Regions from separate parts of the Homo sapiens genome. Here region 2 is linked to region 1. Evidence: chromatin loops called from intact Hi-C (ENCODE). Cell type or tissue: adrenal gland. All regions are shown on one strand. Each heading gives the region's core, and the rest is flanking DNA. Links, peaks and the distances in the headings are about the cores only.

The links. A loop is a pair of places that touch in the nucleus more often than their neighbours do. Peaks named below come from ENCODE experiments on the same cell type or tissue, not always from the same donor. Only the 100,000 strongest peaks of a DNase experiment are listed, where the experiment ranks them.
Region 2: a loop joins it to region 1, with 3 times the contacts of the local background. A loop is called at or near these places in 78 of 110 quality-filtered maps.

What each region holds. Positions count from the first base shown.
Region 1 is chr1:112,719,642-112,735,422 of GRCh38, reverse strand. TAFA3 (TAFA chemokine like family member 3) reads right to left here. Exons shown (of 6, transcript NM_182759.3): 2 at 14,789-14,846; 3 at 13,075-13,190; 4 at 12,258-12,407; 5 at 11,286-11,410; 6 at 8,188-8,794. The coding sequence starts at 13,189. The coding sequence ends at 8,783. Among named protein-coding and RNA genes, the nearest start is that of TAFA3, 8.6 kb to the right of the region's middle. RefSeq lists a silencer at 11,375-11,579. In adrenal gland, for the core only: no CTCF peak of the experiment used is centred there; DNase peaks (open chromatin) are centred at 12,032, 12,472, 12,912, 15,402 and 1 weaker place; H3K4me3 peaks cover 598 bases.
Region 2 is chr1:113,034,579-113,050,359 of GRCh38, reverse strand. It overlaps LRIG2-DT (LRIG2 divergent transcript), which reads left to right. Exons shown (of 3, transcript NR_103777.1): 2 at 1,799-1,937. Among named protein-coding and RNA genes, the nearest start is that of LRIG2-DT, 31 kb to the left of the region's middle. RefSeq lists enhancers at 5,881-6,800, 7,399-7,693, 7,722-8,641 and a silencer at 7,489-7,538. In adrenal gland, for the core only: a CTCF peak has its summit at 7,553 (motif pointing right); a DNase peak (open chromatin) is centred at 7,549.

The sequences.
Region 1 (15,781 bases), core at 10,782-15,781:
CTGGGATTACAAGCATGAGCCACCGCGCCCAGCCTTATGATGATTTTTAAACTTTTATTTATGTATTTATTTACAGACAGAGTCTTACTCTGTCACCCAGGCTGGAGTGCAGTGGTGCGATCTCAGCTCACCTCAGCTTCCTGGGTTCAAGCGATTCTCCTTCCTCACTCAGCCTCCCAAGTAGCTGGGATTACAAGCATGTGCCGTGACGCCCGGTTAATTTTTGTGTTTTTGGTAGAGACGGGGGTTTCACCATGTTGGCCAGGCTGGTCTCGAGCTACTGACCTCAGGGGATTCTCCCGTCTTGGCCCCCCAAAGTACTGGGATTACAGGCTTGAGCCACTGCGCCCAGCAGAATGAGGGTTTCTTTTAAGGCAATAATAGAAGCATCCTGCTCCTGTAATCAAACCTTGAGCTTGGCATTTAAAGTCCTGAGCTCATCATTTTCTTCCTCCACATGTTTGAGTACACTTAGAAGCAATCAACGAACACTCCTTTGCTCTCTATTTCCATTAAAATGTTCAGTGGGGGCAACTACTTGGCCAGCCAAAGACTTGCCTTTAAAGACGTTTGTATTACAGGTGACTACAGGTGATAATTCATGTACCTCTCTTGCCACTGCATGCCATGATTTACCAGTGTCACCTATACCAATGGTAATAGGATCATTAATGCCTTTCAATCTAACCAGATCAGTTCGAAATTTTTATCCCTAATGTTCTATTCCTCTGGAGCCATTTCCAATACCTACTTGATGTTTATGATTGATACTAATGGTATCGGTCAGGGTTCCATCAGGGAAGGAGAAACACTAAGAGTGTTGTGTAATAAGAGATTTATTATGGGAGGGTGGCTTTACAGAATTGCTGGAGAAACTGGGAGAGTAAAGGTTTGAATGAAGAAGTTGGAGGACCAGAGAAAAGCCACTAATCAAACTTTCTGGACTCAGGAATGCCAGCTGCTGGAGCAGGATCCTAGAGAGGAGAAGTTTATGAAAGTCTATTGCCTCTGTATCTGGGGTTGGTCTGGGCTTTTCAGTTTTTGTTGGTCGGAAGGGCCAGGAGTTGCCAAGTAAGGCTAAATGTGGAGTGGGTGAGAATAAGTATAACCTGGAACCTGCTGACACTTCTAACCTATGACAGCCTTCAGAAAGTAATTGTGGCAGCTGCTTCGCTTCTCTGCCTTACAAATCATTCACAAATTAATCTTTTGGCCAACTCTAAACCAGAACCACGCAGGGGATGGGATTCTGGGAAATGTAGCTCCAGCTTACCCAAACTGACACAATACAAAACTACCACATGCCATTTACTTAGCTGCTTGATATTGAATGAATTATTTGATGTCTATGAGTCTCTCTAAGTCTCTTTCCATCTCAGAGTCTGGGCATTATCTTGTGTGAGAGGATACTTTCCTGGATTTCTGGAAGATGCCCTATTGCTGGGGATCCCCTGTTTACAAATCCCTTGATGTGGGTGATGTCTCCTTCCACTGGCCACTTATGACTCCCTCTCAGACTCCTGGCTTCGGTAATCCCTCCCTAGCTGGGTTCACCTCTCTCTTCCAGGCAGCCCTCTTGGGCAGTCCACTTTTGGCCTGTGGAAAACATGCAAACATCGCGCTCTGCTGAGCTCTTGGGGGCAGCTCACTCTCAAGGTGGTCCTCTGGACTCTCTCCAGAGCAACCAGCCAGCCATAGCCACTCGCCTTCAGATTATTTTCAGGTCTGAGTTCCTGGGTCCCATACGCTCCAATGGATTCAAGTCAAGCTCTTGGAGTTCTTCTCTGGAACCCCCTCTGAAGTGGCTTACAGTAAGAAAGAATCACACCATTGGCCAGGGTGGAAGAAAGTGACAACTCTCTCCAGTCAGATCTTCACTACCGCCTGCTTTTCAACCTTAGTTCTTAGCCCTTTCTCATGCAGTCTGGAGGTGGGTAACAGCTATTCATCACCCCTTTTGCAAGTCTAGCATTTTGATTTAGAATGTGGGAGGAGTTTAGTATAGTTGATAGTCAATTTTATTTTACCTGATCTTTAGGGCCTCTGTCCGAATTTTGAGATGGGAAGAGTCCCATTTAATATATGTTTGACACATGGTAGAGTTTCACTAATAGAAGCTACGGTGTATCGCCAATCACCCAGCCTTGTGGTCAATCTAGCCTTTTAAAAATGGCTGGAATCCACTTCCTCTAGACCAGACTGAAGGGGAGTTTGTACCCTCATGTATGGTTTGAAAGGTAGTTGCTTGGTCCTCCTTATGCCCAGTCTACATATCTATTTTAAATAGAGTGTTTAGAGCCATATGAGCCCAGTAGCTGCTGTGCCCATGCACATGCCTAGACTCACGCTTGATGACAAATCACAAGTCCCAGGAAATCAGAAACCATCTTAGCTGCTCACATTGTGGGGAAGAGGGAAGTGAGCCTTCCTCTGTTCTGGAGTCCATCTCAGCCATAGCAGGAGGAGTGGGAATGTGCAGTTGTGTGCTGGGTTGTGTGCTGCCAGTGTGCCCTGGGCTGGCACCTGTCTTGATGAGTCAGTCTCTGTGCTAAACTGGTTTTTATGTATTGTGAATATTGTCCTTGCTTGTAGGCATGGAGATACTCAAATCCACAGACACACAGAAACACCAGCAGCAAGTCCGGTCTCAGTGGCTCACGCCTGTAATCCCAGCACTTTGGGAGGCCTAGACGGGCGGATCACGAGGTCAGGAGATCGAGACCATCCTGGCTAACACGGTGAAACCCCGTCTCTACTAAAAATACAAAAAAAAAATTAGCCGGGCGCGGTGGTGGGCGCCTGTAGTCCCAGCTACTCGGGAGGCTGAGGCAGGAGAATGGCATGAACCCAGGAGGCGGAGCTTGCAGTGAGCTGAGATAGCGCCACTGCACTCCAGCCTGGGCAATAGAGCGAGACTCCGTCTCAAAAAAAAAAAAAGAAACACCAGCAGCATACATGCACACACAATTACATCTTCACACATGGGTGCACATGCAGTTATTTTCCTTAAGCTTAAAAGCAGAAGTTACATGAACCTGGAAAATATGAACTGAACTGATCTAGGGTGTGACAGCATATTAGGGAAGCATCTGTCCTGAAGTCTTTCTCTTGGCTTCTTAGTCTTTACGTCTTCATTTCTTTGCTTGTTAGATATCACAGGTGGCACTGGAAGGGATTAAAGCAGGCAGAGGCACAGCCTCAAATATATATATGTATATATATCCCTAAACTCAGGAAAACAATGCAGAGTCATCATTTCCAGATTGCAAAAGTATGTTGAGAAAGATTCAACTAAAACACCAAGGCATCAGTTGGCAAAATTTTTGTACAAAGGCTCAGATAATGGGCTGGGCGTGGTGGCTCATGCCTGTAATCCCAGCACTTTGGGAGGCCAAGGCAGGTGGATCACCTGAGGTCAGGAGTTCGAGACTAGCCTGACCAATATGATGAAACCCCATCTCTACTAAAAATACAAAAATTAGCCAGGTGTGGTAGCGTGTACCTGTAATCCCTGCTACTTGGGAGGCTGAGACAGGAGAATCGCTTGAACCCGGGAGGCGGAGGTTGCAGTGAGCCAAGATTGCACCACTGCACTCCAGCCTGGGCAACAAGAGCAAAACTCTATCTCAAAAACAAAAAACAAAGGATTAGATAAATATTTTAGACTTTGTGATCCATATGGGCTCTTCAAAATGACTCAACTCTGCTGTTTAGTATAAAAATAGTCAGACAGGAAGACACAAATAAGCATAGTTAAGTTCCAATAAAACTTTATTTACAAAAAGGCAGCAGGCCAGATTTAGCCCATGGGCTTTAGTATGCAGCCTGAAGAACCCAGAAGCCATCCAAGTGGCTTCGCTGATCTCTCTAAGGTTAACAGGGGCTCCATTCTGTCTCCTTGAGAAAGGATAAAAATCAATTGTTTTGGATGTGGCATCAGTTCTGTTCTTATTATTTTGTGCTGTGCATTGTGTTCTTCTGAATGAGTGATCTCAATCCCTCTTTTTTGTTCCTCCTGCCCTCCTTCTGTGTATATATCTCTCCATGTTTCCCATTCTTCATTCTGTTCCCTTGCACTCGCAAGGTTGATTGACTTTAGAATGGGACACTTTCACATTCATCCTTGTTAAAATCCCAGCTTCTTTTCAGGTTCCTCATCTAAACTTGATGTGTAGTAGTAGAAAGAACACCGTCTGGATCACTGGACAGGACACATCAACAGCTTGCTATGTGACAAATCACCTAGCCTCTCTGAGCCTCCCTTTTCTGTCAAATGAGGGAGTTGGCTAACTGGTCTCTAAAATCCCTTGCAAGCTGGGTGTGGTGCCTCACACCTGTAATCGCAGCACTTTGGGAGGCTGAGGCAGGAGGATTGCTCGAGGCCGGACGTTCAAGACAAGACCAGTCTGGGCAACATAGGAAGACCCTGTCTCTATTCTACAAAAAAAAAAAAAAGGATGTGGCAGCACATGCCATTAGTGCCAGCTACTCAGGAAGCTGAGGTGAGAGGATTGCTTGAGCCCAAGAGGCCAAGGCTGCAGTAAGCCATGATTATGCCACTGTACTCCAGCCTGGGCAACAGAGGGAGACACTGTCTCAAAAAAAAAAAAAAAAAAAAAAAAAAAAAAAAAAAAGAAAGAAAGAAAACATTAAAATCCCTTCTAGCTGTAAGCTTGTGATTTTAGGAAGTTGCAGCCTCAATCCAGGCAACTGTCTGGGGACCGTTAATTAGGATGTCACTCATAGGCCTCAATGAAACTGCTAGGATGCCAACAGAAGTTAGCCACATGATCTCCTGTGGTTGGTAACCTTCCTAAGGCCTTCACAGCTGAGGACAGTGTGGGTACCAGCTAACTTCAGGGACTGAGATTCCAATCCAGTAAGGGGAGAAGAGGAAGATAAATGACTCCAGGAACCCTATGTTCCAGGAAAATTAATTTGCATTTTTAAACTGTAGCTAAAAAACGCACATAAATATTGATTCAGTTGGAAACAGGACCCTAGGATGCTATTGTGGGGGAGGTGGGACACTTTCCCTTCTCCATCAGACCCTCCTATGTAGGGGTCTTCTGGCTATATAAAAGATACCCCTCAAGGCCCACCAAAAAAATATATGAAAAGGTAAGGAGGAAATGAAGGCTTGAGGAGTTAAAAAAAATGAATTAGGAGTTAGCAAATTCCAGCATGTGTCAAAGGAAAGAGGTCTTCTCTGTAGCAGGGGTGAGGGAGGTCAGGGAAGGTTGCAGAACCCAGACTTTGGCTGAGGCAGAGGCTGGCAGTGGTTGGCAACTCAGGAGAGAGTTTGTATAGCATGATCCCTGCTCTCAGGCTCAATCCCCAGCTCAGAGCCCACCAGCTTGTGGATGCAGCAGATGGGCAGGGGGCTCGAGCCCTCTCCCTCCTTCCTGGACACAGTCTTGAGGGTGCAGAATGACTGGAGAAAAGCCCCTATTCTGGCCTCCAGGAGAACAGGCTGTTATTGTCTGACTCTGCTAAAGCTGTCTCATTTGTAGCCTAAATAATTCACTCACCAATCTCTCAAGAAGCATTAGGAGAAAAACAAAACCTGACCCAGCCCTCATGCTCAGGTTCCCATTGCACAGAAGTCAGGCAAGGAGGCTGGGAGGCAGTCCCACACTGCAGAGATGGCCTGCCTTCAAAGGTTCATCAGATTGGCATCCTTCTGAAACAGACCCAGATTCTGTTTCTATACAGCTAAGACTTGAGCTATTAATAAGACTAGCTTTTGTATATTAAAGATATTTTAAAACAAAATGAAACAAACAAACAAACAAAAAATCAACAATAAAAACAAAGAGTATGCAACAGAGACTGTATGTGAGCTGCCAAGCTTGAAATATTTACTATCTGGCCTTTTCCAGAAAATGTTTGCCAATCCCTTAATCCATCCCCACCCTCCATCCTCCAACCTTAAAGGAGGTAATGACGATCTTCTTCTTTTTTTTTTTCTGTCTAGCCACTATTTTATTTTATTTATTTATTTATTTATTTTAGTATTTATTGATCATTCTTGGGTGTTTCTCGGAGAGGGGGATGTGGCAGGGTCATAGGAAAATAGTGGAGAGAAGGTCAGCAGATAAACATGTGAACAAAGGTCTCTGGTTTTCCTAGGCAGAGGTCCCTGCGGCTTTCCTTCTGCAGTGTTTGTGTCCCTGGGTACTTAAGATTAGGGAGTTGTGATGACTCTTAAAAGAGCATGCTGCCTTCAAGCATCTGTTTAACAAAGCACATCTTGCACCGCCCTTAATCCATTTAACCCTGAGTTGACACAGCACATGTTTCAGAGAGCACAGGGTTGGGGGTAAGGTTATAGATTAACAGCATCCCAAGGCAGAAGAATTTTACTTAGTACAGAACAAAATGGAGTCTCCTATGTCTACTTCTTTCTACACAGACACAGTAACAATCTGACCTCTCTTTCTTTTCCCAACATTTCCCCCTTTTCTTTTCGACAAAACCGCCATCGTCATCATGGCCTGTTCTCGATGGTCACTGTCTCTTCGGAGCTGTTGGGTACACCTGCAGAAAGGCTGTCACTTCACACTTGGAAGATTGCACAGCGGCCAGGCAGAGGCGCTCCTCACTTCCTAGACGGGGCGGCGGCCGGGCAGAGGCGCTCCTCACTTCCCAGATGGGGTGGCGGCCAGGCAGAGGCTGTAATCTTAGCACTTTGGGAGGCCAAGCCAGGCGGCTGGGAGGTGAAGGTTGTAGCGAGCCGAGATCACGCCACTGCACTCCAGCCTGGGCAACATTGAGCACTGAGTGAGCGAGACTCCGTCTGCAATCCCAGCACCTCGGGAGGCCAAGGCGGGCAGATCACTCGAGGTCAGGAGCTGGAGACTAGCCCAGTCAACACGGCGAAACCCCGTCTCCACCAAAAATACAAAAACCAGTCAGGTGTGGCGGCGCGTGCCTGCAATCCCAGGCACTCGGCAGGCCAATCACGGGAGTCCGAGGCAGGGAGGTTGCAGCGAGCTGAGATCATGGCAGGAGAGGGAAGAGGGAAGAGGGAAGAGGGGAGAGGGGAGAGGGGAGAGGGGAGAGGGGAGAGGGGAGAGGGGAGAGGGGACGATCTTTGACCAACTCCCTACCTACCCCACCCCATGAGCCCACCATCGGCAGAGATTCTGAGTTGTGAGTTCTGATATTTACACTCTAGTAAGAAGCTGGCACCATTGTTCACCCCATTGTCAAAAACAAGAAAATAAACTGGAGTAGGGCAAGAAAAGGGGAATATCAGTCTTGGTTCTACTGAGCAGGGAGGGAGGGAGAAGCTGAGACTCAGCCACAAACTATCATCTGATTTGTCTTTCTGAGGGTCAGAATTCAGCATCGTCCAGGTGGGTCTCTACTGACACCCCCCTCCCTAAGGCCTTGGTGATCTCAACACCCACAGTCTCAGAGGCTGCAATTCTCTTACTGATGAGATATCTAAGTAGCCCATGCCTCTGAGTCCCTGAAGCCTATGTGTCATCCCTGAGCCATCTAGTGTCAGCCTGACTGCACTGACCTTTAATTCTAAACGGAGGCTCTAGCCTTCCACCCCTGCTGCCCAGCAGGGGCCTTTGAAAAGAGAAGACTCTAACCAGTTCTACATCCCACCCAGAATTTCTCCTGGAGCCAGACCTTCTGAGAATCATAGCCCAAAGACCCCAGAAGAGATGGGTCAGAGTGGGCAATGGAGATGCCAGCTGAGCCCCAGCTGTAACTGAGTTGAGTGACCTCTGGGTGTCATAAGGCCTGCTTGAAATTTGGAGGATGAGAGTAGAGTGGAGACCAGATGGTCCCACATCCCGGTGTGTGGATATTCTGGATTATTTCAGACAGGAGAACAGTGACCTTAGTAAAAGTCTCTGCTCTAGCATCTCCCAAGAAAAATGTTGCTGCTGTCCAGCCTGTACTTTGCTGGTTCCAGTAACTTGACATAAAATTAACATGGGAGGCCTACGTTGGAATCCTATTATTCAGGCTAGTGGAAAGTCATCAGTCTTAGAGGTCTGGGAGCCCAGGCTATGAGATCTTGGGCAAACTGCCTCACCTCTCTGGAGCTGCTTCCTCATCTGTTAAAATAAGCAAACAAACAAAAACCTGAGGTGCTTGGATGGAGATGATTTTAAAGTCCTGTCCATCCCATACCCAATGAATGGCCCATACCTGTGCCAAAGATTTGGGAAGTTATTTGGCTTTATTTTTACTTTCCTTCCGCAAGTCAATCCAATCCCATCCAAATGAGATACTGCTGGTCTGGCATAAGGGGAGAGTGTTTTCCTGCAACATGTTAACAGCTTGCTGGGGATTCAGAACTGATGCGAAAGAGGGAGGTGGTGGGTGCTGAATGTGACCTCTTGTTTCTATGCCCTGTGGCCACAGGGTATCTGAAGAACTGTGGGAATCTCATTCCCAAACCCCCATCATGCCATAGCATGTGGCCCAGAAGCCGCAGTCTGGTATCAAGTACTTTAACCTAAATTATCTAAATTGTCTGTCATCAACTCTCCAATTCAACTGGACATTCCTTAAGGGCAGGAATTGTGTGTTGACCTTCGTGTCTCCAGAAAAGCCCAGCTCCACATTAGGTATGTGATTGCAGATCCATCCATATCTGCTGAGCAGCTTAACTGAAATGCCCCGGAAAGACTGATGCTGCATTTGACATGAGGCATGTAAGTGAATCCCCATCTTTCCTGGCTGATGACTGGATACCATTCTTCAGTTCACGGCTCAGTCAAGCCTTTCTTGTCCAGGCCGTGACCCCCAAGAGCTATCGTGTGACCTGGTGAAGAAGCGAGAGGGTAAGGTTAGAGAAGGGAATGCCTATTCCATTCCAGCATGCCAGAGACTACCCAGAATATGCAGGTCACTTAGAGGACATTGCTGCCAATCCTCTCACCCTAAAGCAGGCCGGAATGGGAAAGCATGGCCTGGTGACCCATGCAAACATACGTCAGACAAGCCTCCCCACTGTTTGCTTCAGAGTAGCTACCCAAATTGCAAGCACTTCCTTACAGGCCACAAACCCAAACCTATAACATGGTGACAAATGTCACAAGCTCTGTAGTGGGTCTCATTCTCTTCTGATCTTAAATATACTCAGAATGGCTGTCCCTCATCCCTGCCTCCGGATAGAGAGAGGATGCTCTACTTTAGAGCCAAACTTTTTCTTGCTGTAGCTCCTTTTGTTGTGTGCTCTGTGAAAATGGTTGCTCTCTTCAGAAGCCAAAGGCTGCCTTTCCTTCTCTATTTTTTTTTCTTTTTTTCTTTTTTTGAGATGGAGTCTCACTCTGTCGCCCAGACTGGAGTGCAGTGGCATGATCTCTGCTTACCGCAACTTCTGCCTCCTAGGTTCAAGCAATTCTCCTGCCTCAGCCTCCCAAGTAGCTGGGATTACAGGCGTGTGCCATTATGCCCAGCTAATTTTTGTATTTTTAGTAGAGACGGGTTTTCACCATGTTGACCAGGTTGGTCTTGAACTCCTGACCTCTTGATTCACCCACCTCTGTCTCCCAAAGTGCTGGGATTACAGGCATGAGCCACCGCACCCAGCCCTCCTTCTCTATTTTCTTATGTGTTTGCTTGTTTGCTGTGTGTGGTGGGAGGGAAGGAAAGCCAAAGGCAGAACCCTGGCTTGCCCTGCAGTGTCACTCTTCTGTACCAATGGTGACGGCAGAGCAATGCGGCTGATTAGCCATGACACACATGGAGCTGCTAACGAGTTTGATAAAAAATTTAATTACCCCTTGTTCTGTGGAGCAGGCAGCAAACCATGAAAATAATAATCCTCTTGGGTGCTGTGACAGTGGACAGAGAAATCTGACTAGAGGAGGGTAGGTATGAACTGTAGGGAGTCAACAACAGTGGGAATGGGGTGGGGGTGGGGGATGGTCACGGCAGAGGTGAGTGACAGAGTGACTACTGTACCTGGAGCTCAGGTAGAAGTAGCAATTCCTCCCTCAATTATCTTATAATTTTTCCCATTCTCGACTATGTTTTTTTTTTTTTTTTTTTTAATATTTCAACTTTTATTTTAGATTCAGGGATTACATGTGCAGGTTTGTTACATGAGTATATTGCATGACACTGAGGTTTGGAGTGCCATTGATCTCATTACCCATGTAGTAAGCATAGGACCCAATAGGTAGTTTTTCAGCCCTTGCTCCCCTCCCTCTCTCACTGCTCTGGTAGTCACCATCGTCCACTGTTCCCATCTTTATGTCCATGTGTACCCAATGTTTAGCTCTCAGAAGTGAGAACATGTGGTATTTGATTTTCCGTTGCCATGCTAAGTCCCTTAGGATCATGGCCTTCAGCTGCAACCAGGGTGTTACAGAAAACATTATTTTTTTTATGGCTGTGTAGTATTCTATGGTATATAAGTGCCACATTTTCTTTATCCTATTCAATGTTGATTGGCACCTAGACTGATTATATGCCCTTGCTATTATGAATACTGCTTTGATGAACATACAAGTGCATGTGTCTTTTTGGCAAAATGATTTATTTTCCTTTGGGTATATACCAGTAATAGGATGGCTGGGTTGAATGGTAGTTCTGTTTTAAGCTCTTTTTTTTTTTTTTTTTTTTTTTTGCTGCTCTAATATGTTGTTTTTTTTTTTTTAAATTATACTTTACGTTTTAGGGTACATGTGCACATTGTGCAGGTTAGTTACATATGTATACATGTGCCATGCTGGTGCGCTGCACCCACTAACTCGTCATCTAGCATTAGGTATATCTCCCAATGCTACCCCTCCCCCCTCCCCCCACCCCACCACAGTCCCCAGAGTGTGATATTCCCCTTCCTGTGTCCATGTGATCTCATTGTTCAGTTCCCACCTATGAGTGAGAATATGCGGTGTTTGGTTTTTTGTTCTTGCGATAGTTTACTGAGAATGATGATTTCCAATTTCATCCATGTCCCTACAAAGGACATGAACTCATCATTTTTTATGGCTGCATAGTATTCCATGGACTATGTTTTTATAGGCCTGATATTTTCTGGAGGCAAACTAATTCCAGGCAGACAGGAGGAAACCAGCGTATATGGACATCAAGAATCTTCCCAGGACACACTGGATTTCAAGTCCTGACCCCCCTAACTCCAGTCCCCAGTGAGAACAGACCTGAGAGGACTGTCTGTGAATTTCATGGTTCACGATCTCACCTTGGGACACTGACATCCTAGACCTCCAAGGCTCCTGTGCCCCCTTTTCTGCCCTTGGTAGAGAGGGAAGGGGAGGGTGGGATGAGGTGCCCACCCAGGGTACCTTGGTGGTTTTGACTTTGTGTCCACTGCTGCAGCTCCATCCCGACAGGTCCGGGAGCACCTTACACTCCTCCCCCGGCAGGCAGGGCTCCATCTGACACCACCATCTCTGCAGGACGATGGAGGCTGTGGGAGCAGGAGGCGGAGTGCAGCTCTAGGGTCTCTACGAGCACAGTGGGCAGCCAAGAGCAGGTCTGCGAATGAGGTGCACGTTTCCACACACCCCTGGCCTTGAGCCATGCATTTCCCTTGTCTTTCCCCTACTCCAGGCTGCCCAGAGAGGCAGTACTCAGCCTGAGGCCTGGGGACGTAACCCTCTCAACTTTAATCCCACCGATCCCTGCATCTCCCCAGACAGTGACGGGTGAAGGCAGGCAAAAATGTCTCTAAGGTGACCATGTCACTAGCATCGATGCACAACCAGTATACTCCCTCTGTGGTGTGTGAGCAAGGGTGTGAGTCGTCTGGAGGGGTCTACAGACCAGGAGTGCATAGCTGGCATAGCTGGTATGCGCGTGACACAGTGGGCATGTGTATGGGGTGCCAAATGAGTGTTAGGGTAATGAGTGTGGGTGTGAAGGATCACACGTGTCCACATAGGAAAGTGTGAGAGAAGGGCTGAGAAGGAGAGGAGAGTAGGCTGAGACAGCCAGGGGAAGGAGCAGCAGGGGAAGGAGCTGGAGGAAGTGTGTGGGGAGAGGAGTGGGGCTGTGTGAGGGAACGCTCCTGTGTGTGCAACAGGCAGAGGGCACGTGAGTGTGGGAGGCTGTGCGCATAACAAGAGCTTTTCTCATCTATGACACAGGGATGGCCACGTCTGCCCTCTTCTCCCAGAGGGGGCCCCACCATTTGAGACTGCTCATGAAAGCCCTGAGACGGGTATGAAATTGTATCCCCAGCAGATGGCGAGGCCTGAACAGGCCTCCTTATGGCTCTGCTCAGGGCCCTGCCCGGGTCCTGGCCTCTCACTCACCGTCCACGCAGGAGGGCTTTGCCCGCGTGGTGCCGGCCACCTGGCCAGAAAAACAGGAGCATTTCACCGTCTGGGAGCGCTCCTCGATGCGGTTCCGGTTGCAGCAGCGGTGAGCCGCAATCACCTCGCAGGTGCCCTGCTGCACAAGCACTGAGGGGAGCCGCCCAGGATCAGACGCCCAACACGCCCGACCCCGCTCCCTCCCGCCCACCCGGGCTGGCCTCCAGCCCCTCCTCCCTGCTGCAGGGAGGGCTATGGAAGAGACTGCCAGTGGCAGGGGAGGAGGAAGTGGATGAAATCTTCCCGCCGCTTCACAGAGCTCCTATTCTTCCTCCCTCCCCTGTGAGGCCTGTGCTCTTCACCCTTTGGCAGAGCACGGCCCCTGGGCAGAAGACAGAGTCCCGCACCAGCCCCGCCTCCCCAGCTTCCTCAGGGTGAGGGCAAGGGCCCCAGGGCTTACAATGCGTGGGGAGGATCATCCGCTTACACAGGCTTTAGCCATCCCAGAAGGAAAACCATAGAATTAGGCCAGGAGGCTAGAGATAAGCCCTCACCCGAGGGCCTCTCTCACTACAGAACACCTTCCAGCCTGGAAGGAGAGGTGAGCAAAGGGTCTGCCCAGACCTTCTCTGGGGCGGGACAGCTGGGGTGGGCAGAGATTCCTGGGTAAAGAGCAGAGGAGGAGCCGGAACCCCTAGAATCTCTGGATTTTACTCTGCCTGGGAGACCTGCCTGCTATGGAACACGGTGGAGTGGTGTCCAGCTCCCCAGGTGTCCTGGGAAACTCCCTCCCCGGGCCCTGCCACCTCCTCCAAACCTGTGGCAGTGGGAGGCTGCAAGGCAGCCAAGGTCAGGTGGGTCCACAGCCAGGCCAGGCACAGTGCCAGCAGCCAGCCGCCCGTGCTCCAGTTCCGCTCGACCCTCTCACTCATCCTGCGGAGAGAAGCACACATTCTGCTCAGCTCCAGGCAGAAGCTCCCCTGTGCACCTGGGCACCTTCTCTGTGCCACACACTCTGGGAGGCACAAAGATGGGGAGGAGGCACACCTTGTCCCCAGGCATCTTTCGACCTGGCACAGAGTCATGCAGGCAGTAGTGAGTGCTGCAGGAAGAAAAGGAGAGCCTTTGGAGGAGACAACATTTAAGAGGCATCTTGGAGGATGAACTAGCTATGGGCCCATGGAGGGTCGTGACATGGGAGGGACAATAATACTGACTCCTACTCTTTGAGTGCTTGGTTCCAGCACTTCACATGCACACTCTTGAATTCTTCACAACTGTCCTACAAAGCAACATTATTATTACCTGTTTTACAGATGAGAAAACCAAAGCTCAAAAAGCTAGGACATAACCTAAACAACCATCAGTAAAAGACTGGCTGAATACATCGTAAAGAGTCTGTACAAATGCAGTCCCATCCAGATAGCTGTAAAAAAACCAATGGGGAATTGCTTTATGTCCTGACACATGCAGTGATCTCCAGTGATAATCCACTGTTAAGGGGGAAAAAAAGCAAAGTGTAGAATGGTGTGTATACGATGTGTATAAGGCAGGCCAGGAGTGGTGGTTCATGCCTCTAATTCCAGCACTTTGGGAGGCCAAGGCAGGAGGATCACTTGAGGCCAGAAGTTCGAGACCAGCCTAGGCAACATAGCAAGACCCCATCTCTACAAAAAATTAAAAAATTAGTCAGGCATGGTGGTGCACACCTATAGTCCCAGCTACTCCAGAGGCTGAGGTGAGAGGATCAGGAGTTTGAGGCTGCAGTGATCTATGACTGTGCTACTGCACTCCAGCCTGGGCAACAGAGTGAGACCCTAGCTCAAAAATAAATAAAATAAAATGTGTATAAAGGAAGGATTATCTATGTTGCTCAGATATGCATAAACTAGCTTTGAAAAATATATTTTAAAACTAGTAATATTGTTTGCCATCCAAAAGGGAAACTGGTTGGTTGGGAGATGGAGGTAGAAGAGAGACTTTTTCTCCTGATTTATTTCTTGCTTTTTGAGCTGCCAACCACGGGAATGCAGTAGCACTTCAATTTAAACAGAATTTAAATTTAAAAAGGAAGAGGTGAAACCGAGGCTAACAGAAGTCAAATGACTTGCCCAAGGCCAGGCAGCATGTGGGTGGAAGAGTTCAGAGCCTAGAAGCCTGCCCTCTGCCCACTGCACCACCTTGCCTCTGTTCTCTTCCCCTTTCCTTTTCCTCTTTCATCGTTGATGGTTTGGGCCTCCCAAAGCTACCCTGAAGGGTAGGCTGGAAATGGAGGGAATCCTAAGGAAGCAAGAGGCACAGAGTAGCTAGGAGCTGCCCAGCCATTGAAGGGAGCAGGAGAAGTCCCAGGATGCAGCAAGGCCAAAAGCTCAGGGGTGAGCCTGGACCACTGCTGGGCCCCCACAAGTGCCAGTGCAGCTTTGGGAATACCAGAGGCCAAACCAACTGCTAGGACCCAGTTGCTCCTCAGATAGGGTACTTGATCTCTGTCCACCCCCGCTACTCCCCATCTTCAATGTCTCCCCACTTACCTTTTTGGGGATCTTTCAGTTTCTGTCTGTTCATCTGCTGTCCTCAGACTCACTCCACCTGGACAAGTAGGAAAGATTCATAGGGGGTTGCAAAGGATAGAGGGAGCCGATGGCTCTGCAGGGGGTGAAGGAGAACCTGGGAGAGGGCAAGGGGGTGGGCTGGGCACTGAAGTTCAGCCCAATTCTGAAGCTGTTCTCAGGTGCCAGGGCAGGGACAGTCTCTTCTGGCCTGGGAATCTGGAGGGGCTCTTGCAGACTCTGGGATCACACAGGGTGGTGAGCCTGAGAAGGGTGGCCTGAGGGAGTTTCTCTATCCCAAGAGTGAAGCAGGGTGATGGTAGGGAGGGGTCTAAGAATCACAGCTGTCATCTCTCTGGCCTTGGGAGGGAGCTGAGGGTCAAGGAAGGAGCAGAACCTGACAGATTCCTGCTGGAAGAGGCACGTGGGAGATACCTGAGGCCCTGATCCTCTTTGCTTCCACCTCCTACCCACTATGGCACCTGCTTCCTGGACTCACATGGAGCTGGCTTGGCTTAGCATCCCTTGCCCCCATTCCCACACCAGAGGGCTGGAATGGGGACACTCCAGGTCCCTGAGCCTTTGAAGGCCACAGCCTCCAATAGCTTTCCATTTCTCCCTAAGAACCTCTCTTCCCTCACCTCTCTAAAGGGAGGCAGAACTGAAACATATAGGATGGTGGGGCCCCGGAAGGACAGAGACCCCTGAGTCCTAGCTCCTAGGAGCGAGAGCATAAGGGGAATCTGGAGGAACACAGAGAAGAGGTGCCAGTTCCCAGGGGATGGGTGTGCTCCCTGGGCTGAGCTTCCCACTCTTCTAGATGTGCCTCTTTCCTGAGTAGAGATCTCTTCTCCCTGCCCTCCAGGAACCCTCCTTTTGACCATCACAAATGCAGCTTTGTCTTCTCTCAGGTGATCCTATTTCCCTCTGAGCTGCAACATCCTCCAATCCAACTCAGGCATCTCTCCTAGGAAC
Region 2 (15,781 bases), core at 5,406-10,405, 320 kb before region 1:
ACAAACCAATCTGATTTGAATAACTGTTAAAACAACAATAGCAACAGCTGTGAGTGACTGAGGAGAGGACCTGGGTAGAGTGGTAGTGGCAACATGGGAGCTGTTTCCTTTTCAATGTGTGAGTAGCAAACATTTTAATAAAGTTGTAAACATCCAGTTATCCAAATGTTTACAAATAGGAATTATTGCTGAGCGTGATGGCTCACGCCTGTAATCCCAGCTCTTAGGGAGGTAGAGGCGGGAGGGTAGCTTGAGCCCAGGAATTCGAGACCTGCCTGGGCAATATAGCGAGACCCTGTTCTCCACAAAAAGGAAAAAAAAAAAGAGACAAATAGGAATTACTGAGTTTATTGCAAACTTAGATTTCACCAATCCAAGTGCCCATCTAGTATAGGCCCAATGGGTATGTCACCACTTCTGGAAGGAATCTGGAGAGGCCACCAGCCATATTTTCCTTGCAAACTTAGAAACATTGGAAATAGCTGGGCGCGGTAGCTCACGCCTGTAATCCCAACACTTTGGGAGGCCGAGGCAGGTGGATCACCTGAGGTCGGGAGTTCGAGATCAGCCTGACCAACATGGAGAAACCCCATCTCTACTAAAAATACAAAAAAATTAGCTGGGCGTGGTGGCACATGCCTGTAATTCCAGCTACTAGGGAGGCTGAGGCAGGAGAATCACTTGAACCTGGGAGGTGGAGGTTGTGAGCTGAGATTGCGCCATTGCACTCCAGCCTGGGCAACAAGAGTGAAATTCTGTCTCAAAAAAAAAAAAAAGAAAAGAAAAAGAAACACTGGAAATAAACTCCCTGAGGACAGGAACTTAGGTCACTGCTCTATCCCAGTACCTAGTGACCTGACACATGTACACACAAATTATTCTTTTCTAAGCAGTTCATTCCCTTTTTGGACAGTTCCAACGATTATAAACTTACATGGAGCAGATAAGTGATCTATCTTTTTGCCCTAATTATGCCCTCAGGAACCATATTTTCTAAATAAGACTTTAAAAATATTTTAAAATAGCTCCACTCCCTTTACTTCTCTAAGTTAAACAGACCCAGAGTCTTTAACCGTTTGTTAAAGCACCGTTTAACTTAGGAAAGTACTGACCAGGTCTTCTTTCTTCTGAAAGGCAGTGTGCTTAGTGACTAAGCATATGGGTGGAAAAGTCTGCCAGATCTGTGTTCAAATCCTGAGTATTGTGGTATGGTTTGTGGCAAATTCTTAATTTTATTATGCCTTAGTTTCTTCGTTTGTGGAGTGAGGATAGTAATAGCTGCCATACAAGATTGTTGCTAGAGTTAAATGAGAACATTTTTGTTGTTGTTGTTGTTGTTGTTTATTGAGACGGAGTCTCGCTTTGTCACCAGGTTTGAGTGCAGTGGTGTGATCTCGGCTCACTGCAACCTTCGCTTCCCGGGTTCAAGCGATTCTCCTGCCTCAGCCTCCCGAGTAGCTGGGACTACAGCATGCACCACCATGCCCAGCTAATTTTTGTATTTTTAGTAGAGACGGGGTTTCACCATGTTGGCCAGGATGGTCTTGATCTCCTGATTTTGTGATCCGCCTGCCTCGGCCTCCCAAAGTGCTGGGATTATGGGCCTGAGACACCGCATCCGGCCTGAGAAAATGTATTTAAAGCCTCCTGCACAGTGTTCTTAGCATTAAATATCTCCCAGGTTTTTTTCATTTGTATAAATTTAAGAAATACAGTTTAAGGAGTGTGGTTTTGTTACATGGTTATATTTTGTAGTGGTGAAGCCTGGGCTTTTTTTTTTTTTTTTTTTTTTGGACAGAGTTTTGCTCTTGTTGCCCAGGCTGGAGTGCAATGGCGCGATCTCGGCTCACCGCAACCTCTGCTTCCCAGGTTCAAGCGATTCTCCTGCCTCAGCCTCCTGAGTAGCTGGGATTACAGGCATGTGCCACCAAGCCCAGGTAATTTTGTATTTTTAGTAGAGATGGGGCTTCTCCATGTTAGTCAGGCTGGTCTTGAACTCCCAGTCTCAAGTGATCTGCCTGCCTTGGCCTCCCAAAGTGCTGGGATTACAGGGGTGAGCCACTGCGCCCGGCCAAAGTCTGGGCTTTTAGTGTATCTGTCACCTGAATAATGTGTACATTGTACCCATTAAGTAATTTCTCAACCCTCAACCCCTCCCACCATTCTGAAGCTCCGTCATTCCACACTCTATGTATAGGTGTACACATTATTTAGCTCCCACTTGTAAGTGAGAATATGTGTTATTTGACTTTCTGTGTGTGAGTTGTTTTACTTAAGATAATGGCCTCCAGCTCCATCCACATTGCTGCAAAAGACATGATTTCATTTGTTTTTATGGCTGAATAGTATCCCGTTGAGTATATATACCACATTTTCTTTATCCAATTATGGTTGATGGATACTTAGGTTGATTCCATATGTTTGATATTGTGAATAGTGCTGAGATAATCATATGAGTGCAGGTGTCCTTTTGATATAATGATTTATGTTCCCTTGGGTAGGTACCCAGTAGCGGGATTACTGGATAGAATGGTAGTTATTTTTAGTTTTTTGAGAAATCTCCATACTGTTTTCCATAGAGGTTGTAGTAATTTACATTCTCACCAATGGTTTTTAACCTATTGGATTACTGACATTTAAATAAATAATAGCATGTTAATATCCAGTGAGGCTTCAGAATATTAACTGAGTATTCATAGGCAAATTACTCACCCTCTGTGCCTCATTTTCTTCATCTATGAAAATGGAATAATGACAGTACCAACTTCATAAGATTATGACAATTAAATAAGTTCATGTATGTAAAATACATAGAACAGTATGGTACATGCAAATGTTACATAATTACTTGTTTTATTAGTTATTAGCCAAAGGTATTGGTGTGTATATCAGACCCTGGAGAGGGAGGAGGTTTACAGTGGAGAGACAGAAACACTGCAAAAGTGCATCTGACCATCATTTCTTTCCCAACTCCTCCTTGCTAATTCCATTTTCGGGCACCTCTTCCTTTTCCCTTGGCCTCCCCAGAAACTCAATTCCCCTCAATTTTGTTACACAAGCAACTGACTTCTCTACCCCCTATTCAACCCCAGGCCTTCTTTGCAGAGCTAGCTTTGTGACTGTGCCCTGCTATCCTGTGAGCATTTTCCCCAGATCCAACCCCTCAGGACCACTTCGAGCTCTCTTTTCCTTTTGCCTCCCCCAATAGCTTCTGGGAAGAGCAGGGAATAAGATAGAGATTTATTTCCCCACCAAACAGAATTTTGTCATCTCTCTTAGAAGAAGAAGAAGCAACAATCAATTCTTACGTTAAATGGCAATTTTAATTATTTTGACTCATAAACATTTTAAAAACATATTTTAACCACAGTTAAAAATACATATTTTAAACATATTTAAACATATCCTCCATATTATGAAATTTCAGTGGTGCGTTACCTAGGTCTTGATGTTTTAATGAGTGAAGTCTGTGAAAATGAGGTTCTAAATGCTAATCAGGGTTTCCTAATTCTGAGAAAGAAGTCAGGAAGGATGTCGTTAGCTCATCTGACCACAAATGTAACACTGATTCTGCCTAGGAGAGGAAGAAAATAAAGCAAAACGTGAGCAGTGCTGCTTTCTCAGCCTCAATTAACACGAGAACACCATCTCCTCCACTCTCTCCCAAGGACCTGACAAGACAGGCAGAAGCCCTTGTTCTTGAACAATTCAGAGGGTTGGTAGGAAGGTCTCCAGGGAGATACTGGACCTCCTGCCACTAACTGCAGTTGGGCTCTCAAGTGATTAATGGAAAAATAAAAGATGAGACTATATTTATATCCCAAACTGTGGAGTATGCCATACCAGTGACACCTGATTATACGGCTAAGTGTTCCAAAATTCATCAGCCTGAGACTACAGAATCAGGTTACATTTTCTCTTTTTTTTTTTTTTTTTTTTTGGGACAGAGTCTTGTTCTGTCTCCCAGTCTGGATGGAGTGCAGTGGCGCCATCTTGGCTCACTGCAACCTCTGCCTCCTGGGTTCAAGCCATTCTCTTGCCTCAGCCTCCCAAGTAGCTGGGATTACAGGCATGAGCCACCACGTCAGGCTAATTTTTATGTTTTTTTTTTTTTTTTAGTAGAGACAGGGTTTCACTGTGTTGGCCAGGCTGGTCTCGAACTCCTGACCTCAAGCGATCCACCCACCTAGGCCTCCCAAAGTGTTGGGATTACAGGCGTGAGTCACTGTCCCCAGCCACATTTTCTTTTCTTTTTTTTTGAGACGGAGTCTTGCTCTGTCACCCAGGCTGGAGTGCAGTGGTGCAATCTTGACTCACTGCAACCTCTGCCTCCCAGGTTCAAGCAATTCTCCTGCCTCAGCCTCCCAGGTAGCTGGGACTACAGGCGCGTGCCACCACGCCCAGCTAATTTTTTGTATTTTTAGTAGAGATGAGGTTTCACCGTATTAGCCAGGATGGTCTCGATCTCCTGACTTCGTGACCACCCGCCTTGGCATCCCAAAGTGCCTGCATTAAAGGCATGAGCCACCATGCCCGGCCGACATTTTCTTTAATATACAAATTTCAATGATTCCAATCGTCTTCTCTGGAATATGACAAGCTAATTCTTTTTTTTTTTTTTTTTGAGTCAAAGTCTCGCTCTGTCACACAGGCTGGAGTGCAATGGCGCAATCTTGGCTCACTACAACCTCTGCCTCCCAGGTTCAAGCGATTCTCCTGCTTCAGCCTCCTGAGTGGCTGGGATTACAGGCACACACCACCACACTCGACTAATTTTTTGTATTTTTAGTAGAGACGGGCTTTTGCCATGTTGCCCAGGCGGGTCTCAAACTCCTGAGCTCAGGCAATCAACCCGCCTGGGCCTCCCAAAGTGCTAGGATTATAGGTGTGAGCCACCGCGCCCGGCCTGAGAGGCTAATTCTTATTATTAGACTTCCCTTTACTTAATTGTTTGTTTGTTTGTGGCAGGAATACTGGGAGAAAGTCAATATGACCCTGGCATTTGCAGGTGTCCTCCCCAAGTACATTTGCCACCCTTGCTGTGCTCCATAGCTCTCAGGTCACCTGATGCCATCTAGGGACTGACTTCTCCCTGACTGCTGTTGCTTTCTCCCCGAGATGTGGTTCCCCAAGCCTGGACACAGGCTCTACCCTTTACTCCCCAAAGAATACCTAAAACCAACAAGTAGGTGCCAGGAAAAAAAAGCCTGACAGAAGTTTTGAGGATCACAGAAGGGAATGACACTAAAATTGAGGAAAATCTAAACACAAGGGGATGTCCCATTGCTCTTTGAATCTGTTAGCCCACACCCTCCCTAGGGTACCTTCTACCAGGGCTGGCTTCATGGGCCTGTGACCTATGCCATCACACAGGTCCCCAGTCTTAGAAGGGGCTTCATGCTTAGTGTTCTGCTGTCATCATCTTGAAATTCTTAATAATTTTTGAATAAAAGATATCCTGAATTTTCATTCTACACTTAGCCCTGCAAATTATGTAAGTGATTCATGCCTTCTAGTAACCATTCTTCTCTTTAACCCCCTACCTGCCTGTATGTGCAGAGACCAGTCCCACATCTTGCCAACAAAAGCGCCCATGATTATAGTCAACTCAGGCACACTATTGCTCCAGAGATGCAAAAAACCTTGCTCACGATGAAGACTTAGGAGTGACGAAATTGTCCTTCAAGTACCATAACCACAAGGTAGTGATACGAACAGATAACCAGCATATATTTGGGGTAATATTGGCAAAATTATCCAAATGTGGTAGATTCAGATATTTGGTCCCATGTAGACCAAAAACGAAGCAAATAAAATTTTATTTAAAGATGTTTGTTTTGGTTAAAGGGCTTGGCCTCACTTAGATGGACTCACCCTATACATGAGGGTGCTTGGGGGAGAGGCTAGAGTGTTTCATGACACAAAAACATTCTATTTGTTTTATTATTATTATTATTATTATTATTTGAGATGGAGTCTCGCACTGTCGAGCCCAGGCTGGAGTGCAGTGGTGGGATCTCGGCTCACTGCAACCTCCACCTCCTGGGTTCAAGCGATTCTCCTGCCTCAGCCTCCCGAGTAGATGGGATTACAGGCACCCGCCCCCACGTCCGGCAAATTTTTTGTATTTTTAGTAGAGACTGGGTTTCACTATGTTGGTCAGGCTGGTCTCGAACTCCTGACCTCAGGTAGTCCACCTGCCTCGGCCTTCCAAAGTGCTGGGATTACAGGCATGAGCCATCGTGCTGAGCTGACACGAAAACATTCTGAAGAATTTGGCTATGGCACTGATCTCCAGCCCACCTGCACTCTCATCTCCACCCCCAATTCTCCACCTCCTACACCCCTCCCCCTACTCCACCTCAGCCCCTTAGGGCGATTTAAGTAATTTTCCAGACCTGACTCTGAAGTTATCTTCCCAGCAGGAGTCGCAAGGGTGAGTGGTAGAGGGGTGAAGACCTTCAGTGACCAGCTATAGTCTGAGCTGGGAAGGGACAAAGGCAAGAAGAAGGAGGAAATGGGTCACTGCCCATGGCTGGCAGAGCAACTGCTGTGCCTGAGCTTTTATTCTGTGAACAAATCTTTGCTCTCTTCACCAGTGACCCACATGAACTGTCATTCCCAACTGCAATAAAGTGGGGCAAGGGCTGAGAAGGGCTGAGAAGGGCTGACTCCACAGCTGTGGAGTAAGAGTTCCCTGGCAGGAGAAGAAAGACTGAAAGACACAGGGCTTTCATGGAGGCAAAAGAAACAAAGAAAGTCTGAGACAAGGAGATTAAAAAACAAAAACAAAAAAACAAACAAAAACCTCTGAAAAGCCTAATTGCCCCTAAATGCCTCGACACCAAAACTTTGTCATTTTTTTCTTTTTTGTGGCTGTCTTCCCATTTTATTTTTAATTATTTTTTTTTTCCGAGACGGAGTTCCGCTCTTGTTGCCCAGGCTGGAGTACAATGGTGCGATCTTGGCTCACTGCAACCTCTGCCTCCCAGGTTCAGACGATTCTCCTGCCTCAGTCTCCCGAAAAGCTGGGATTACAGGCGTGCGCCACCATGCCTGGCTAATTTTTGCATTTTTAGGAGTGACGGGGTTTCACCATGTTGGTCAGGCTGGTCTGGAACTCCTGACCTCAGGTGATCCACCCGCCCGGGCCTCCCAAAGTGCTGGGATTACAAGCGTGAGCTACCACACCCAGCCTGTCTTCCCATTTTAAACACCCTTTATGTTCCAAGTGAGGTAAAGGTGAGGAATAAAAGGGAGAATGGTTGCAGAGCCTCATTAAGCTGGGAGCTAGGATCACAGGAGCTAGTGGAGATCTTGGGTGAATCCTACTGTTTCTTGAATGAGTCCTAGAAACGCCCGCTCATTTGGCTACTTCTTCCTTTCCTGCACACAGGAATTTAACAAGATTCTTCTACAGCCTGGTGACTTTGTGATCTCTTAGCCTTAGTCATGTCCTCTTTCCCTCCCACCCTAGCCCCAGAGACTCTTCCTCTTTTCCTTGGCAGTTCGAGTCCCAGAGTGTTATTTATCAGTCAGCAGCAGAGGGCGATCTGGCCCCGGAGAATGACCCGGTCAACTCGGGCCATATGCCTGGGTTGCTAATGACTTGCAGCTCCATCAACATAAAGCTGAATTCTTCACAAAGGAACACTGTCACTAAGCTTTTTCCTTTTCATTCTTGAAAGCTACACTGCCTTAGCTAACCCCTTCCCCCTCCCGCCTTCATTCCTGCTCTCTTTCCTCTCCCAACCTCTTGGAAGCAGCAGGAAATGAACAAGGTCCACAGTGGAGAAAAACAAATCCCAGGGCCCTGCTGAGGAAAACCACAGGAAAATGACCAAGTGGCATTAGCAGCTGCAGGAGTTTTAGGTAGCTGTGTGGTGTGCGTGTATGTGTATGTGTGTGTGAGAGAGAGAGAGAATCCCACATAGCAGTACTTTTCATAGTTTAGCATAACATAAAAATCACCTGGCGAGCTTGTTAAACCACAGCTTCCTGGGCCTTACCCAGGAATTCCCGGGGCCCAAGAATTTGCATTCTTAACACTCCTAAGGTATTTTAATGATGCCAGTGGAGGACTGACCACATTTTGAGCAGCACTGCTGTACACAAATGCAGTGAAATAGAATGTATAGATCTGAGCCAGGGGCTTGCTTGGATAACATCCTGATATGATGGCCTCCCCCAGAAGAGTCAGGCCAGATCCTTCCAATTCCAGGCCAGAAGATTTCATAGATCAGCCTACAGCTGTTCCCTCCCCTTGAAAAAGAAGCAGAGAATGTATCAACAAGAGCATTGTTTGGAGAGGGCTGAGCTCAGATAATAGGCTGGTTCTCCATTGACTGTTTCTTTCATCCCAACTGGCAGAAGAATCACAGAAGGCCCCTCCTTTCCCCTCCAGCAGAGATGGATGCTCTACCTACTTAAAAATCAAGAATTCTTCTGACCTTGGCTGTGTCCAACAACTCATGCCCAGAGGCTTCTGACCTGTCCCCTCCTTAGCACCCTCCAGATCTGAGAACCTCCAGAGTCACAAAGGCCTGTGGAAAGAGCTGGTTATCTTCAAGATACCCAGAGGCGCTTGGGCTGATTTAAAGGCACTACTCCCTTCTGTTTATGCAGCAGAAGATAACAAGACAGACAGAAGTGCTGCTATGGTCTGAATGTTGATGTCCCCACAAATTCATCTGTTGGAATTTAGTCCCTGATGTGATACCAATCAAGAGATGGGGACTTTAGGAATTGATTAGGTCAGAAGGCTACAGCCCCCATGAATGGGATTAGTGGCCTTATAAAAGAGGCTGGGGGGCCTGGCGTGGTGGCTCACGCCTGTAATCCCAGCACTTTGGGAGACTGAGGCAGGCAGATCACTTTGGGTCAGGAGTTCTAGACCAGCCTGGCAAACATGGTGAAACCACATCTCTACGAAAAATATTAAAAAATTAGCTGGGCGTGGTGGCGCATGCCTGTAGTCCCAGGTATTCAGGAGGCTGAGGCAAGAGAATCGCTTGAATACAGGAGGCGGAGGTTGCAGTGAGCTGAGATCGCGACACTGCACTCCAGCCTGGGCGTCAGAGCAAGACTCCGTCTCAAAAAACAGAGCTGGAGGGAGACTGTGAGACACATTTAGAAAGCATCATTTATGAGGAACCAGCCCTCTTTGGCAGCTTGATCTTGGGACTTCCCAGCCTCCATATATGGTACCAATCCTTCTTTAGTTTTAGTGTCCATATCACAGAAGGGCTCATGTTGTAAAAGAAGTCAAAAGCAGCCTTGAATAATCAGAACCCTTCTGCCAGATTGTCTAATGTCAATTTGTTTTCTAGAACTACTGCTTCTACATGTTCTTCCTCTTCATCTGGCTCTGGTTTGGAAGCACTTATCTCCATCAAGTCATCTTCTGTTAATTCCTCAGGTGTGGTGTCTATTAGCTTTTGAATTTATCCAAGATCTGTATCTTGAAACCCTTTATCTCCCACCTTTTTTGGGACATCCACAATCTCTTTCATGATTTCCTTGATTGCTTCTGTCATATATCCTGATAAGTCATGCACAACATCTGGACACAGTTTTCTCCAGCAGGAATTTATTGTTTTGGGCTTGATGGCTTTCATAGCTTTTTCTGTAACAATGATGATGTCTTCAATGGTGTAATGCTTCCAGACTGTCATGATGTTCCTATCAGGGTTATCTTCCATACTGTTGACAATCCTTTCCATAGAGTATCATGTGTAATGAGCCTTAAAGGTCCTTATGAACCCCCCATCTAGAGGCTGAATTAGAGACATATTTGGGGGCAAATAGACCACTTTGACACCTTTGGTGTTGAACTCATGAGGTTCTGGGTGGCCAGGGGCATTGTCCAATATCAAAAGAACTTTAAAACGCAGTCCCTTACTGGCAAGGTACTTGCTGACTTCAGGGACAAAGCATCAGTGGAACCAATCCAGAGAAAAGGATTCTCATTATCCAGGCCTTCTTGTTCCACAACTAAAAGACTGGCAGCTGGTATTTATCTTTTCCCTGCAAAGCTTGAGGGTTAGCAGCTTTACAGATAAGGGCAGTCTTAATCTAAACCTGACTGCATTTGTACAAACAGTAGAGTTAGCCTATCTCTTCCTGCCTTAAATCCTGGTGCTCGCTTCTCTTCCTTACTAATAAATGTCCTTTGGGTCATTTTTTTCCCCAGAATCAAGCACTTTCATCTGCATTAAAAACCTATTCAGGTAGATATCCCTTTTCCTCAATGATTTTCATAACGTCTGGAAAATCATCTGCTGCCTCTTAGTTGACAGAAGCTAATAATTCTCTTGTTATCTTGACATTTTTAAACCCAAACCTCTTTCTAAAATTACCAAACAATCATTTGCTAGCATTAAATTCTCTCGCTTTAGATTTCACCTTCTTTTTGCTTCAAGTTGTCATATAATGACTTTGCTTTTTCTGGAATCATATTAGACTATATACGTATGAATTTCTTATAGCAATACCGCACCAATATAAATATATTGCACCAAAATAAATATAAAATAAATGCAATATAAAAGTTGCATTTTCAATACAAGATATAAAGGTAGTTTGCAAAAAGTGCAAGGTTTTCATGACTGCTGGTATAGCTGCAGTGACAGTTTCACAAATTTCCTTTCCTTTTTTTTTTTTTTTAATGGTTCTTATGCTGGATTCATTTATCTCGAAATGGCAGACAAGTACAAGCTGCAGGCCTCAATCTGTGGAAATATCAAGCAATTCAACTTTTTGTTGTAATGATATAACTATTCTGTGCTTCTTGGGAGCACTTCCAGCATCACTAATGGCACTTCATATGGTCCCAAGGTGTTATTCAAGGTTTATGGTATTGCACTAAACATGATGAAAACTATGTGAGAACTGAGAGATCACTTTTTTTTTTTTTTGAGACAGTGTTTCACTCTTGTTGCCCAGGCTGGAGGGCAATGTTCACAATCTCAGCTCACTGCAACCTCCGCCTCCTGCGTTCAAGCAATTCTCCTGCCTCAGCCTCCCGAGTAGCCAGGTTCAAGCGATTCTCCTGCCTCAGCCTCCCAAGTAGCTGGGATTACAGGCGTGCACCACCATTCCCGGCTGATTGTTTTTTGTATCTTTAGTAGAGATGGGGTTTCACCATGTTGGCCAGGCTGGTCTTGAACTCCTGACCTCAATTGATCTACCCACCTCAGCCTCCCAAAGTGCTGGGATTATAGGTGTGAGCCACTGTGCCCAGCCTACTACAGTTAATTGTATGCAGTTATGATTTAATACTGCATCTCTATATTTGTTTGCATTTATTTCCACTGTGAATGGTGCAAGTGTTTGTAAGTGTACTTATGTGTAAGTTTTGATTTTTTTTTTTTTTTTTTTTTTTGAGACAGAGTCTTGCTCTGTTACCCAGGCTGGAGTGCAATGGCATGATCTCGGCTCACTGCAATCTCCGCCTTCCGGGTTCAAGCAATTCTCCTGCCTCAGCCTCCCAAGTAGCTGGGATTACAGGCATGTGCCACCACGCCCGACTAATTTTTTGTATTTTTAGTAGAGACAGGGTTTCACTATGTTGTCCAGGCTGGTCTCGAACTCCTGACCTCAGGTGATCCGCCTGGTGGCCTCCCAAAGTGCTGGGATTATAGGTGTGAGCCACCATGCCTGGCCTCTGATAAATTTTAACTTTTTATAATGGATTTATATATCTTTTATGGCAGTAAATAATAAAGTACACTAGTATCTACATATATTTTATGCATTTATGACACACTCAACTTTTTCTTTTTTTTTTTTTTTGAGATGGAGTCTCGCTCTGTCGCCCAGGCTGGAGTGCAGTGGCGCGATCTCGGCTCACTGCAAGCTCCGCCTCCCGGGTTCACGCCATTCTCCCACCTCAGCCTCCCAAGTAGCTGGGACTACAGGCACCCACCACCATGCCTGGCTAATTTTTTGTATTTTTCTTTTTTAGTAGAGATGGAGTTTCACCGTGTTAACCAGGATGGTCTCGCTCTCCTGACCTCATGATCCACCCTCCTTGGCCTTCCAAAGTGCTGGGATTACTGGCGTGAGCCACCGTGCCCGGCCCAACTTTTTCTTAATTTAAAAAACATTTCTGGGTTGGGCGCGGTGGCTCACGCCTGTAATCCCAGCACTTTGGGAGGCCGAGGCGGGTGGATCACGAGGTCAGGAGATCGAGACCATCCTGGCTAACATGGCGAAACCCCGTCTCTACTGAAAATACAAAATTAGCTGAGCATGGTGGCACATGCCTGTAATCCCAGCTACTCAGGAGGCTGAGGCAGAAGAATCGCTTGAACCCAAGAGGCGGAGGTTGCGGTGAGCCGAGATCATGCCATTGCACTCCAGCCTGGGTGACAAGAGCAAAACTCCATCTCAAAAAAAAAAAAAATTAGCCAGTGTAGTGGTGCATACCAGTAATCCCAGCTACTCAGGAGGCTGAGGCAGGATAATCGCTTGAACCCAGGAAGTGGAGGTTGCAGTGAGCCAAGATCGTGCCACTGCACTCCAGCCTGGGTGACAGAGTGAGACTTTGTCTCAAAAAAAAGAAAAAATCTGAGTATAAGTGGACCTGTGCAGTTCAAACCCATGTTGTTCAAGGGTCAACTGCACATTTCTCTTACAAGAGTAACTTTCCAAAGCTACTCCTATGTCTGCAATTTCTCAAAATAACCAGCCGGAAATTATTAATATGCCAAAAAGGCATGTTTTGGGGTGGCATATTTCTGTCTCCTACAGTCATACTTAAATGTGGTATCTCCTGAGTCCCAACACCCTCAGGAGCCCATAGTTTAACTGGATACAAAGACTAACAAGAAAATATATAGTAAGAGCAAATAAACCAAAATGTAGTAAAAGCATGGAGATAGCAGAAAACCCTCAAGGGCATTAGCGGAATGGGAACACATCCTGAAAGAAGGGATTGAGATGAGATTTGAAGGGTGAATGTGAGTTCATCAAGGAGATCAAAGAGCAAAGACTTGAGAGGGAATCTTGAGTCGTGGGATATGAAAAAATAGTGGGTAATGCTGAAATATAAAGTGCAGTCAGGGATCACAGGCCCCTTTCTGTTCTTTTATAGCACCTGGCACTTCAGACCACTTCGAGCATTTATCACCACTTCTCAACCAAAAGGGTGACCAAATGGGATTATTTGTTTCACAAACCCCTGTAAGAACTGTCAGCAGGGAGTGCTTTCCCTTCTAAATCCCCTCATGGCAGGGAAGAGTACTGGATAGGAGTAGGGGTAGATTTCCCTCTGGAAGGTCACTACACCAGAAACGCCCCAGGAATCTGGAGGTTGGTTTTCTCACATGGAACAGTCTGTTTGGCTCTGGCAGCTAAGAGGCTAGCAGTTCTACTGTGCCAAGCTATAGGAGATGAATGAAATGAGCAGAAACCACCAAGAGGCCAAGAAGACCAATTAGTGAGCATATGAAATCTACCCCCAGAGACTCCAGAATGACTCAGAAGATCACTGAGAGGGTTATAGGTTGTGTAAATCTGGTGGGGTAAGGAACAAAGAGCACTGCTTGGTTACTGCTACCATGACCCAGTTTCTCCCTCTGGGCAGGTGTGGCTGGGAGAAACACATTTAACATGGAGATCATTAGGGCTGCCAGTAGTGGTTAGGGTAGGTATGTAAATACTTTCCAAGGAGTACAGGGCAGTGGTTAGTTTCAAAGAAATCAATTTCTAGATCCTCAATTTGATGCGCCCCAGAGGACATCTGCAGCCCTGATTTTCTTTTCCCATCTCATTTTCTCAATTGCCCTCTTCTCACTTTATCAAAAAAAGTTTATCTCTTACTCTTCCCTAATCCTGACAAATGATGCATTACTCTGGGGTGAAAAAAGCATGTAAGGCATCAAAGGGACAATTCCAAATTTTTTTTTTTGAGACGAAGTCTCACTCTTGTCCCCCAGGCTGGAGTGCGATGGCACGATCTCGGCTCACTGCAACCTCCGCCTCCTGGGTTCAAGCGATTCTCCTGCCTCAGCCTCCCGAGTAGCTGGGATTACAGGAATGCACCACCATGCCCGGCTAATTTTGTATTTTTAGTAGAGACGGGGTTTCTCCATGTTGGTCAGGCTGGTCTCGAACTCCCGATCTCAGGTGGTCTGCCCACCTCGGCCTCTCAAAGTGTTGAGATTACAGGCACGAGTCACTGTGCCCGGCCATAAAATGTTTTTAATCACTAATTATATTAGTACAAGATTACATAGAAATGGATTCAAAATATGATTTCAAAAAAAAAAAAAAGAAATAATGTAAAATTAAAGAGTGTGATATGAGAGCTGGGAGGATGGCTTGAGCCCAGAAGTTTGAGACTGCAGTGAGCTGTGATGTGCCACTGCTCTCTAGGCTGGACAACAGAGCAAGACCTTGTCTCAAATAAATATATAAAGATAAAAATTTAAAAAAAAAAGTGTAGTCATGAATTTTCTAAATTGATGATGGTAATATCAAATTACTATATTTATATTCCTGTAGATTCCTTTAAAAGGGTGCTTTCGGCTGGGCTCAGTGACTCAAGCCTGTAATCCCAGCACTTTGGGAGGTCGAGGCGGGCAGATCGCCTGAGGTCAGGAGTTCAAGACCAGCCTGGCCAGCCAGGTGGAACCCCGTCTCTACTAAAAATACAAAAATTAGCCAGGAAGCTGAGGCAGGAGAATCGCTTGAACCTGGGAGGCGGAGGTTGCGGTGAGCCGAGATCATGCCATTGCACTCCAGCCTAGGCAACAGAGTGAGACTCCTTCTCCAAAAAACAAAACAAAGTGCTTTCATAGTTTTATTATATTAATCACAAAAAGCCAGTAATTCTATCTTACAGCTCTTTAAACTTACAATGAAAAATGTCAGTTGCTAACTTTAAAACGTACAAGGGGGTACATGGTTTTTCAAGTCTCTTACAAAATATAAGAACAAAAACATTTGACGACCATGGTTTTAGGCCAACGTCATTTCTGGAAGGGGAAACCTAGAACAGCCTAAACTTGCCTTTTCTATTTGGCACCATTCCATGATTCCCCCAGGGCAGGGTGAGAATGGTCTTCAGCTTCCTTTGCAAACCCTTTCAGCCCATTCCCAGTAACTGGCATAGGTTACTCACCTTGGAGTCACACAGCCTGACTCAGTCATGTACACAAATACTTGGGCACTCTTGGGCAAGGTACTGAATCTCTCTGTGCCTCAGTTTTCTTTTTTTTTCTCTCTTTTTTCTTTTTCTTTTCCCGAGTAGCTGGGACTACAGGCACGCATGATATCATGCCTGGCTAATTTTTGTATTTTTAGTAGAAACTAAAAACAGTTTAGTCAGGCTGGTCTCGAACTCCTGACCTTGTGATCTGCCCACCTCGGCCTCCCAAGGTGTTGGGATTACAAGCATGAGCCATTGCGCCTGGCCTGAGTTTTCTAATTTATAAAATGAGAGTAATGTTTTATAAATTAAAATATTATTCTTTTTTTACTAATACTACTTTTAAAATTTATGTAAATTATCTTAAAAAGTGCCTGGCCATGGAAGCTATTAATGTTGTTTGTTGTTGTTGTTGTTGTTGTTGTTGTTTTTGAGACAGAGTCTTGCTCTGTTGCCAGGCTGGAGTGCAGTGGCGCGATCTCGGCTCACTGCAGCCTCCGCCTCCCAGGTTCAAGCGATTCTCCTGCCTCAGCCTCCCGAGTAGCTGGAATTACAGGCATGTGCCACCATGCCCAGCTAATTTTTGTATTTTTAGTAGAGACGAGGTTTCACCATGTTGGCCAGGCT